Regions from separate parts of the Homo sapiens genome. Here region 2 is linked to region 1. The links are chromatin loops, found by intact Hi-C in ENCODE. Cell type or tissue: HepG2. All regions are shown on one strand. Links, peaks and the distances in the headings refer to the core of each region. The heading gives the core; the rest is flanking DNA. Region 1 overlaps STXBP6 (syntaxin binding protein 6). Region 2 overlaps STXBP6 (syntaxin binding protein 6).

The links. A loop is a pair of places that touch in the nucleus more often than their neighbours do. Peaks named below come from ENCODE experiments on the same cell type or tissue, not always from the same donor. Only the 100,000 strongest peaks of a DNase experiment are listed, where the experiment ranks them.
Region 2: it touches region 1 in a loop (3.0-fold over the local background); 6 of 110 quality-filtered maps call a loop at or near these places.

The regions. Positions count from the first base shown.
Region 1 is chr14:24,883,296-24,888,675 of GRCh38, reverse strand. The region is part of intron 2 of STXBP6 (syntaxin binding protein 6); the gene reads left to right. Among named protein-coding and RNA genes, the nearest start is that of STXBP6, 160 kb to the left of the region's middle. RefSeq lists a silencer at 2,899-3,193. In HepG2, for the core only: no CTCF peak of the experiment used is centred there; a DNase peak (open chromatin) is centred at 3,055.
Region 2 is chr14:25,032,992-25,038,371 of GRCh38, reverse strand. The region is part of intron 1 of STXBP6 (syntaxin binding protein 6); the gene reads left to right. Among named protein-coding and RNA genes, the nearest start is that of STXBP6, 14 kb to the left of the region's middle. In HepG2, for the core only: a CTCF peak has its summit at 3,142; a DNase peak (open chromatin) is centred at 3,001; H3K4me3 peaks cover 353 bases.

The DNA.
Region 1 (5,380 bases), core at 157-5,156:
TCTCAGCTCACTGCAGCCTACACCTCCCGGATTCAAGCAATTCTCTTGCCTCAGCCTCCTGAGTAGCAGGGATTACACGCACATGCTGCCACGCCCAGCTAATTTTTGTATTTTTTAGTAGAGATGGGGTTTCACCATATTAGCCAGGCTGGGCTCGATCCTCTGACCTCATGATCTGCCCACCTCGGCCTCCCAAAATGGTGGGATTACAGAGGTGAGCCACCGCACCCAGCCCATTTTTTCTATCTTAGCTCTATCTCACCCCTACTTCCAAAGGTAGTGATGATGCCTTAAAATCCTTAGATTTGGGGAGATTCTCTGATGTATATTGGGTGGGTTGCTTTGTGGCTTTTCCCTACTGCCAGCTTAGGTTTTAGCTTTCTTGTGCCTGTTTGGGTCATTAACCACCTATCCATTTGTAATATAGCTTGCAAAGTTTTGTTGATGTTGTGTTCTCTTCCATTTCATTTGTCTTTGGGTTTGTGCCTTTAAAAGATAATCTCCTTAGTCACTTTAGTGAGGTTTAAGAGAAACCACAAGTAAAGGCATGTGTTCAGACCATGGTCTTGACCTGGAATTTGGTTACCTTTTCTATGAATCATGAAGAACAGAAGTATATTGGCTTTGCTTTCCTTATCATCACGTGATTAATTATTAAAATTGTGTACTATATGTCTTTAAACTGTGTATTAAACTTAATTTTGTATGAGTGTGTCTAAGCTTAAAATAGAGTGGAGAATAGCAAAAATAAAGAAATGCAGTGTGTCCTAAAATATGCAGCAATTTCCTTCCCTCACTGCTAGTAGGACTTGCATCAAGCTGCATTAGCACCAAAAATGTATTCTTTACGCTGACTTGACGATACTTAGTGGGAAGCATCTGCAGTCAACATCTCTGCCTTAAACCCCTGGCACAGGGAGAGGGGTGGGTTTTGGTTTTCCTTTAGTGTGTTTTATGTGATGGTAATTTATATTTGCCACCCAAATAGTGTACTTTTGGGGCATTTACTATTAGGGAGTTGTGGCAAATCAGAAATGATTTGCCTGAGTTCAGTGAAACCTTTCACATCAGCACATTCTCACTGTTTTTCATCCCTGGTGCCTACAGCAAAGATTTAATAAGCCCTGTTTGCAAAACAAAAAGAGAAAAAGAGTAATGGCTCAATGGAAGCCTCCATTAATGTTTGAGACCACTGACTGTTGAATCCAAATATAGATTTTAGGAAGAAGGGCTGAGGAGAGTGAATTTCCTCTAAAAGATAAACCTTTTCATCTTTGCTATGAGATTAAAATTGAATCATGAAAGTGGAAAAATTAATAGTTGGGAATGTGTTCTAAGTATGATGCTTACTTTTTGTTGAGAATTCCTTAGTTGCTAGTGATGATAAATTAACAGGTTCAGAATTTTGCTGATTTTCAGGAAAAAAAATAAGGATGAATACATGATTTACCTTTACCGCTTTTTATAAAAGTCATAATGAAATAAAGCACCAAAGTGTAGAGAAATGTTATATGTATTATAATAGTTTAGGAAGCTTTTTGTTAAGGCCTTAACTATCAAGAGCTTATACATTTCTGGAAGTAAAATAATACCTTTCCTGCCAAAATACCTTCTCATTCATGCTTTGAGTCCTGATGTCACTTTGGGTAGGACAGAAGCTAGATGAAATTCTGTAGTTGCATGTTTATTGTTTAGAAACTCAATGCAAGGGATTTCATGACTCTTTTGGGAGGGTTCAGAAAGTAGAAGGCATAGCTCAATACCTGTGGATTGGATTCAAGAAAGAAACAGCAAGATATTCTACAATGCTTGACTAGGAGTTGGGAAACTTGGATTTTAATCTGGATTTATCTACTTATTAGTTACAAGTCCTTCTCAATTGCTTTATTGGTGTTTTTTAAAATTCTAAGGTAGCTAAAATGCATGTGGCACAAGAATAATGTGATACAGTATGAGAGTGTTACTTTGAATACCAGGTTTAAGTTCAGACTGCACAAAGTGTTGGCAAATGTGTAAATAGTTAAAGTTAATGTGAAATGACAAGTCATAAAGGGTGAACAGAATTGTTGGCAATCCACAGAGTAATTAATACTACCAAATTCCAGAATAAAATAACAAGAACATGTCATCTGAATTGTAGATGAGTTCTAGATAGCAAAGATTTCTCAGAGATGGTTATTATGATAACCAGCATTTATTGAATACTTAATATGTCAGGTCCTGTATTAAGGTCATTAGATGCATTATCATTTATAATCTTTATAATAACTTGGATTTACAGTTACTGTTATTGTTCCTATTTTATAGGTAAGAACATGGAGGTATAAAGTATCCCAACCAAAATCGTACAGATAAGAAATGGCAGCTCAGGCACTTGTAGCTGGGTCTTTTTGACTCCAAAGCAAGGTGTTTTTAACCACTATGTAATATTTCAAAAATTGGCACCAATTGAGAATTATATCAGAATAAAATATCAGAAATAGCTAATGTTTCCCTCCTTTTTTGTGAACTCAAAGCGATTGGGGCAAGTAGAAGTTTCGCAGGTCATATACAGAAAGTGTTGTCGGAGTGTCCTGCCCTGAAGAAGATACTAACCTAGCTGAAGAAGAGGGGGATTAACCAACTGCGTAAGGAGACCAGGCAATGTGTTAACATAGAGAAAGAAGCTAGGCATGTTTACCCTGGATAAGTGCAAATTCATGAACACTAAGTTCAGATATCTGAGAATTGTAAATGAAAGGCAAACCAGATTTATTTTCTGGGACTCAAAAACCATATTCATATATTCCTGTACATGGAGTAAAAGGGCATCCATCCACAAGCAGTAGTAAATTTTCTGTTACTAGGTAGTATCACGTCACGTGGATGTCATAGAGGATGGCAACAAGCACATGGCCAATGTTCTTTAGGGTTCTTTTAACCTAAAAGTATAGATCAAAGATATTTAGATCAGTTTGGACTAAATACTGAATGCATGAGGAGGATTTCAGGGAGAAGGCAAACGTTGAGCTGATAACTGAGACAATGGATGTCATTCATCTGTGGATTGTTAACAAGTGCAATTGCTGTGACTAGCAGAGAAACTAGAAGAACCAGAGCTGTGCCTGAGTTAATGATTTGGGTCATGTTTGCTCTTCTCTGGCCCTTGGTGGCCTCCCTTGTGAAGGTAGGGGATTGAGTGTAATGGGCTTTAAGGCCTGTCTATCCTAGGTACTCTTAGAGTCCTGAGGTGGCTCTCCTGTAGCAAGCCTGCCTGGCCTTAGCAGTTTACCCTGTGGCCTTTGGATATGCCAAACCTTGAGTACAGGAAAATAGACCTTCTTCTTAGAACACTTATTTTGGAGATGGAGGGGCTCATCACAGCATGAAGACTGGCTTTTTTGGCAACACCTGGGAGAGGTGGCAGACACCTCAGAGAACCTCTCAATTCCAACGTATCAGGTGTGGTTTTTCTTTTTTTAAAGCAACGTTTTTGAATTTAAGTAAAGAATAGAAATATCACAGAAACTTTATGGTCCTCTTAGATTTTCAGATATACCCCACTAAGTTTTATCTTACCCAGAGCAGGCAGGTGGAAACCTTGAGACATTTTCCTTCTAAATAGGTGTATCATCCTTGCTTCTTGATTTTTCATGGCTAGGCCAGAACAGAGCACTGATGGGGAAGCAATGAAGTCTCGGAAAAGCTAGAAAAGCAGTCTCTTGTGTTTCCTGACAAAACTGTGGAATGTATGCTTCCTTATGCCTTTCATCTTCAGAACTTTAAAAATATTTATTTCTCATGTGACTTTACACATAAAGGCAAAAACCATGTCAAGACATAGTGAGGAGCTTTATAATTCAGCATTTCATACTGAGTGTACCTGTCATGGGGCAAAATATATAAAAACAGGATTCATAAATAATAAATTATTAATAGGGTATTCATAAACATTATAGATCCATATGCTTTACTGAATATGTGCATATTTTTGGAAAGTTAGCATTGAAGATCGATTTGCCAGGAGAACTACTTTGGTGCAAAGTCATTCTATGTGTATGCTTTGGGAGAAGACACAGAGGCACAGTCTCTGAAGCACCATGTCAGCGCATGCCGCCCATCTTGCACTGACGGTTGGTTCACGTAGGCAGTGCTTTGGGTTTTTTGTTTGTTTGTTTGTTTGTTTATTGCTTTTGGAAAGTAAGCTATATTAGAATTACTGTCCGCTGGAAAATGAGTCAAAATAGGATTCCTTTATTGTGTCATTGTAATTTAAAATGAAAATTTGTTGATTCAGAAATGGAGATGTTGGTACCTTCTGTTTCTGAATTTCCATTAGGAATGGAAGATGGAAATCAGGAGCTGTTTGCAGCTGTTCTTCAGGTCATTTTAACCAAAACTCTTTAAAACTATATTTGAAGATATGAATGTGTTTTGACAAGAGGAAATTGTTCTAGTTTTTCTCTAGTATACCTTTTAAGGATTAGATTAGTCTGCAGCCAGTCCCACTCCACAGAATGTAGGTGGCTGATGGATCCTTTGAATCTTAATAATTTGTGGAAGCCTTCTTTTTCTTTGTCTTCTGAATAAGATGTGCCCCCCCACCTTTTTTTTTGGCAGAGATAGCTATACAGTTACATGCTAAAAATTGATTATGAAATTTATTAAAGAGAAGACAGCCTTTAATAAAAGAGGGGTTTTAATATTAAAGAGGAGAGTTAATGTTTTTAGTTGTCCCCTATGTTTAAACCTTGTTTTAAACATAGCTTTTTCTTTTGTTTGCCAATTACTTAAGAGCTTGTGTTGTAGGAAACTTCCAATTCAAAACATGTTTTAAAAACCATTCTTTTTTGGGGAGGATAGTCTGACATTTCCATTTGCTTTTGCAGAAGAATCCCAGGGGGATTAAACACTATAGAAGAACAAAAACTGGTGAGTAAGCCAGATCTCAGAACCAAATCTTCACAGTGGAAACTCTACTGACTAATTCCAGCCCAGTGATTCCAGTGGGTCATTTTTTTTGTAATAAATAGAATATCTGGGAAGTTTTTCACATCTAATAGCCGCCTTTGAAAGTATTCAACATGGGTGCTTTAGGAAATAAGGGGTTTCCGTATCTAGATAGTTGGAGATTTAATATTTGAGGCTTCTACCATTCATGAGCACTGTCTCCATGGTTTATGTCATAAATTTTTGTGGTTTCCTTGATACAATTTTTTACCAATACAAATTTTAATTACCAAAGTAATAGTGGTATACTTGTTGGGATCCCAGAATAGATAGAGGACATTATGTAGAGACTAAGGAAATCTGAATGAAGTATGAACTTGATTTAATAGTAATGTATCACTATGGATTCATTAATTGTTACAAATGTTCCTTTACCACTTTTTTGTAAATC
Region 2 (5,380 bases), core at 273-5,272, 150 kb before region 1:
TGGGTGTGTGTCTACAACTGCTGATTTCTAAGATGTGAATATGTTCAGCTTTAGTGAGTACAGCCAGTTCTCCAGTGTGGCTCTTCACACTCCTATCAGGTATGAATAAGAGTTCCATTGTTCCACATTCTTTGCCAACACTTAGTTTGATAAGTCATTTTCATTTTAGCCATTCTGATGTTTGTATGGGGGTCTGTCATTATGATTTTAGCTTGTCTTTCGCTTATCACCATTTGAAGTTTAGTATCTTTCCGTGCCTCTTGTTTATGTTTCAGTTGTGTGTGTGAGTGTGTGTGTGTGTGTTCGTATTTTTAAAAACACAATGAAAGTTCCACAGAACATTGGTAAAAAGTCTTGAAATCTGTAGTCATGGGGGTTACCTGTCACTGATATCTGATTTTATCCTCAAATGTTTCTGGGGAAGGAGGACATGAAGTGGTATATAGAGGTATAAAACCCTTTAGCAAGGAAACTTGCTGAAAAGTTGGAGCCAGCATAGATGGCCCAGGGCAATTGTAAAGTCAGAGACCACTTGAAAGTGTAAAACCATTTGATCTCCAGATGAGTTTGCCTTTTGTAGAAGTCCCTCTGGAAGATAGTAAACCACCTTAAAAAGTATTGCTGAAAACATTTTTTGGAATTGCTCTAAACATACATACTTTTGAATACTTTAGGTGGTTTTAAAATGACCTTTGAGCATGTACAGTGATTTTGGGAAATAGCAAGACTTCTCAGAGCCCAGTCCCACTGGAAGGAAGGACTAATGCCATGGGTGACAGACAAACAAAAAACCCTAAGCATTATTTATAACACTTGCCTGTAAAGGAATGCAACTTCCTTTCTTGAGTGAAGACTGAAGACATTAGCAGGGAGGGAGAAGATGCCATTTGAATGATGTCTTTTAATCTGTTTTGAGTATTATCATTATACAGGTGAAAAGTCAGGTTTAGAGAGCAAAAGAGAACATGATTTAAAAGTCAAACCTTACTGTCTTGCCTTTTCCTTTCCCTACCCTGCCTCTCCTCTGACAAGTGTTGGAGGAATTAACAAAACTCTGTTGCAGCCAGAAAAACAAGTGCTGATAGTGAAGTTCTGGTTTCCATTCCTGTCCTATTTCAGAGTCCCAGGAGCTCTCCGGGCCTCTGTCAAATGGGGCTCTGTGGAGACAGGAGTCCTAGGTGGCCTGTGTCAGGCTTCAGGACACTCCTGTTTCCCAAACCTGGTTCCTGCGGTCCTGCTGATCTTTGGAGCTCTTCAGGGCCTTTCAGGGTCCTGCCACATTCTGCCAGGACTGTCTTACTGTAGGCTTTGCTGTGTCTGCTCCTTTTTCTTCCTGACTGGCAAATAGTTACCCAGAAAATACTTTAAAGATATGCTGATGAATAATGTCACTGTTGGAAATATATTCCGTGTATATTCCGTGTAAAAAGCAGGTCTTTTTCAGGGTGGATACTTACATAAAATCTGACCAGTAGAGGAAGGGTATAGCTGATTTCTTTTTTTTTTTTTTTTTTTTGAGACGGAGTCTTGCTCTGTCGCCCAGGCTGGAGTGCTGTGGCGCCATCTTGGCTCACTGCAAGCTCCGCCTCCTGGGTTCACGCCATTCTCCTACCTCAGCCTCCTGAGTAGCTGGGACTACAGGCGCCTGCCACCACGCCCGGCTAATTTTTTGTATATTTTTAGTAGAGACGGGGTTTCACTCTGTTAGCCAGGATGGTCTCGATCTCCTGACTTCACGATCGGCCCGCCTCAGCCTCCCAGAGTGCTATGATTACAGGCGTGAGCCACCGTGCCGGGCCAGCTGATTTCTTTAATGTTCATTTATTGCTGAACTTAAAATCTCCTATTAGTTTTCCCCAAGACCCAGTGGGTTAATGTTCTTTTGTGTACAGTAAAGACTTTCAGAAATTTTTCCTGAAAGGAATGCCCTGGGCAGGTAGCTTTCAGATAGACAGTGGGGCATTTGGCTGCCCCAAGGGTCCGGAAGAAAGACATATGTGCTTGGCCATCCCAGAGACCTGTTCTCACCCTTTTGGGATCATGGACCCCACCACACTAGCCCTCTTCCACTGACACTGGGAATATTATCTATAAGCTGAGGATGTAGAAAGCTGCAATCCACAACCTGTATTTTTTTTTTTTTTTTTTTTTTTTTTTGATGGAGTCTTGCTCTGTTGCCTAGGCTGGAGTGCAGTGGCACAATCTCGGCTCACTGTAACCTCCGTCTCCCGGGTTCAAGTGTTCTCCCGTCTCAGCCTCCTGAGTAGCTGGGATTATAGGCACACGCCACCATGTCTGGCTACTTTTTGTATTTTTTGTAGAGACGGGGTTTCACCATGTTGTCTGGGCTGGTCTCGAACCCCTGACCTCAGGTGATCCACCCACCTCAGTCTCCCAAAGTGCTGGGATTACAGGCGTGAGCCACCGTGCCCAGCCCACAACCTGTTTTTCTGGCTCAAAGTAGTAGCAAAGAAACCTCTGTGTTTCTCCTGCGACTACATAGAAGAATGCTTTCTTCATTTGGTAGTTTCTTTATTTTTAACACCTATAATCCTGCACAGTCTTGGTTTTTACTGCAGAGTACTTGGCCGTGGGTAACCAGATTGCTAAATTTCCTATACAGATTATAATTTTATTTTGTTCATTTTCACATAGTTTTCCCTGGATAAAATGAGGTAGCTGAGAAAAAAAAAATTCTGAGGACATTTTAATGAAAACTTCCTCTGGTAAGATATTCATTTTTATGCCACATTTAATTCCTGTAAAGAATTCCAGGTGTCACTAAGAAGCAGTTGAACCCAGTGGCTGTGAATATCTGGCGATCTAAACTCATTTTCTTATCAGATTATATTGTCCTATACACCTGTGTAGGTTGTATATGTCAGATCTGGACTTGGCTGGTGGACGTTTGAACTTATTGACTTCCTGCCAAAAGAAAGAAACGTATAAATGGTGCTTTGTACTTTGAATTTCATGGTGTCCTGAGTAAACACAAAATATACATTGTGACAGGAGGAGTAAAGGACCGCCCACATCCTTATTTTTTGAGTGGGTGTAGCTAATGATTAGTTCCTGGATATGTAACTAGGATGTAGGTCAGGTCCCATTGTCATCTGCAGCAGAGGTACAGTAAGCACTGCCTCCCTATAGATGGCTGTGTTATCTCACAGGTACAACTGTCTAAAGTTCTTTCTATGAGAATTTTTTTTTTTTTTTTTTGGAGACAGAGTCTCACTCTTGTCACCCAAGCTGGAGTGCAATGGTGCGATCTTGGCTCACTGCAACATCCGCCTCCTGGGTTCAAGTGATTCTCCTGCCTCACCCTCCCGAGTAGCTGGGATTATAGGTGCACGCCTCCATTCCCAACTAATTTTTGTATTTGTAGTAGAGACGGGGTTTTACCATGTTGGCCAGGCAAGTCTCAAACTCCTGACTTCGGGTGATCTGCCCCCCTTGGCCTCCCAAAGTGCTGGGATTATAGGTGTGAGCCACCACACCCGGCCAAGAAGTTTTCTAAGAAGTTTTTAATAAGCTTCTTGGTTTAGGAATAAGGAGCTCACTTCAGTGAATATCTGAGGCTTCCTCTATGTGATATTGATTAAAATATTAATAGCTGTGCATATGTAGTGTGCTGGACACTGTGCTAAGGACATTTTGTGGATTCTTTCAACTCTTTTAATTAGGTGCCGTTACTAGCCCTGTTTTACAGAGTCAGAAACCAAGGCTCAGAGAAGTTGTCCTTTGGTCCCAGGGTCACACATCCCATCCATGTGACTCCTAAGTTCAGGCTCTTGACCACTGCACTGTGCTGTACTGAGGCAGTGCGTGACTAGAGGGTATGGTCAGAACCTGGGGCCATTCTTGAGAAACTGGATTTCAAAAGAAAGAAGATCAGACGTTAATTAATAAGAAGTGCATCAGTATGAGCGACTGCATTTTAAATATGCTCAGCTTACGTGAGGGATGGGGAAATTGTAGCAGATTTTGAGAAGAAACTGGGTTTTGAAGGAGAGAAATGCCATTGACATTTAAAGGAGGGGAAAGATATTCAGCTTCATGTAAGGATGATGACCTACATCATGGAAAGGCCTCCACAGAGGGATATGGTTCTTGTGTGGGGGTGTTAGGGGTCAAGTTTACCTGGAACAACTCTTTCAGTAGGTTTAGTTGGTTTTTCTTTCAGTAAGTGTTTGGGTATTATTACCGGTACCTCCTTCCCCTACCTTTATCAAAAGCAAACATACAGGGCCAAGCTTCTATGCAGCACCCTACTTCTTTCCTTGTCCGTTTCATGTCCAGGCTTGGAACAGGAGAAAGGACAGACAAAGATATTATAGTTTCTCTCCCCTTCCTCAAATAGATGCTGTGTCATAGTGCTATTTTGGGGTGAAGGGACCCCAGGAAATTCCTGGTTTAAAATCCTGCAGGGCCATATACCTGCATTTTCTCAGGCACTTTTTTCATTTTGTTTTGTGTTAAACTTAGATCTCTGTCTTTTCATTCATTCAGCAAAAGAGTCTACGTGTGTAACCGATTTTCATGGTGAGCAAAATCAGACAAGGTTTCTGCTTTTATAGAATGTTTTTAAAGGAGCTAAACTAATTGCATAAAATGTTACATGACAACTGTTGTAAGTGCTCCAGGGGGGTACATGTTTGAGGGAGTTTGGCCTAGTCAAATAAATTAGGGCAGTTTCCTAAGGAAGTCATGATGAGCTGAGATCTGAAGGATAAGTAGAGTTAAAGAGGGAGGGAGATGGCATTATGGAGGTGATGGAATGTGCAAAGGCCCTGAGGTAGGAAGGACCTTGGTATGAGCAAGGGGCAGAAGCCCTCTATGGCTGGAAGTGGAGGATAATGGGTATGAGAAAGTATTTTCTCAAGAGTCACCAGTGTTCCTAACATGGATTTGAAGTGATTAGATTGACAAGATTCATGTTTTTTGCAATAAAGGAAGTGGATGAATTGATTGTGGAAGTCCAAGAGAAGATACGGTGGACCAGTTTAGAAGTTTTTGCAGTAGTTTAGGAAGAAATGATGATAGTCTGACCAGGGTGGTAAAGATGGAGCGAACCGGGTGGAGGTATGGAGAAATAGAAAGAAGTGATATGACTGGATGTGGTAATGGGTTGAAAGTACAGGGTGAGAAACAGGGAGATGCCAGAGTTGGCTCTTCAGTCTCTAGCTTGCATGACTGTGTGATGGTGGTGTCATTGCATGGACCGTCATGCCTCCCCAGGTAGACTATAGTCAAGATCTTTTTCCAATTGAAGTTTGAATCCTCACAGTATTACTTATAATAGCCACTCATGTACCTTTTGTTTGATGGATTAGAACAGGAGGAGTTTCTTTAGAAAAGTGGTGTGTGTGCTTGGTGGGAA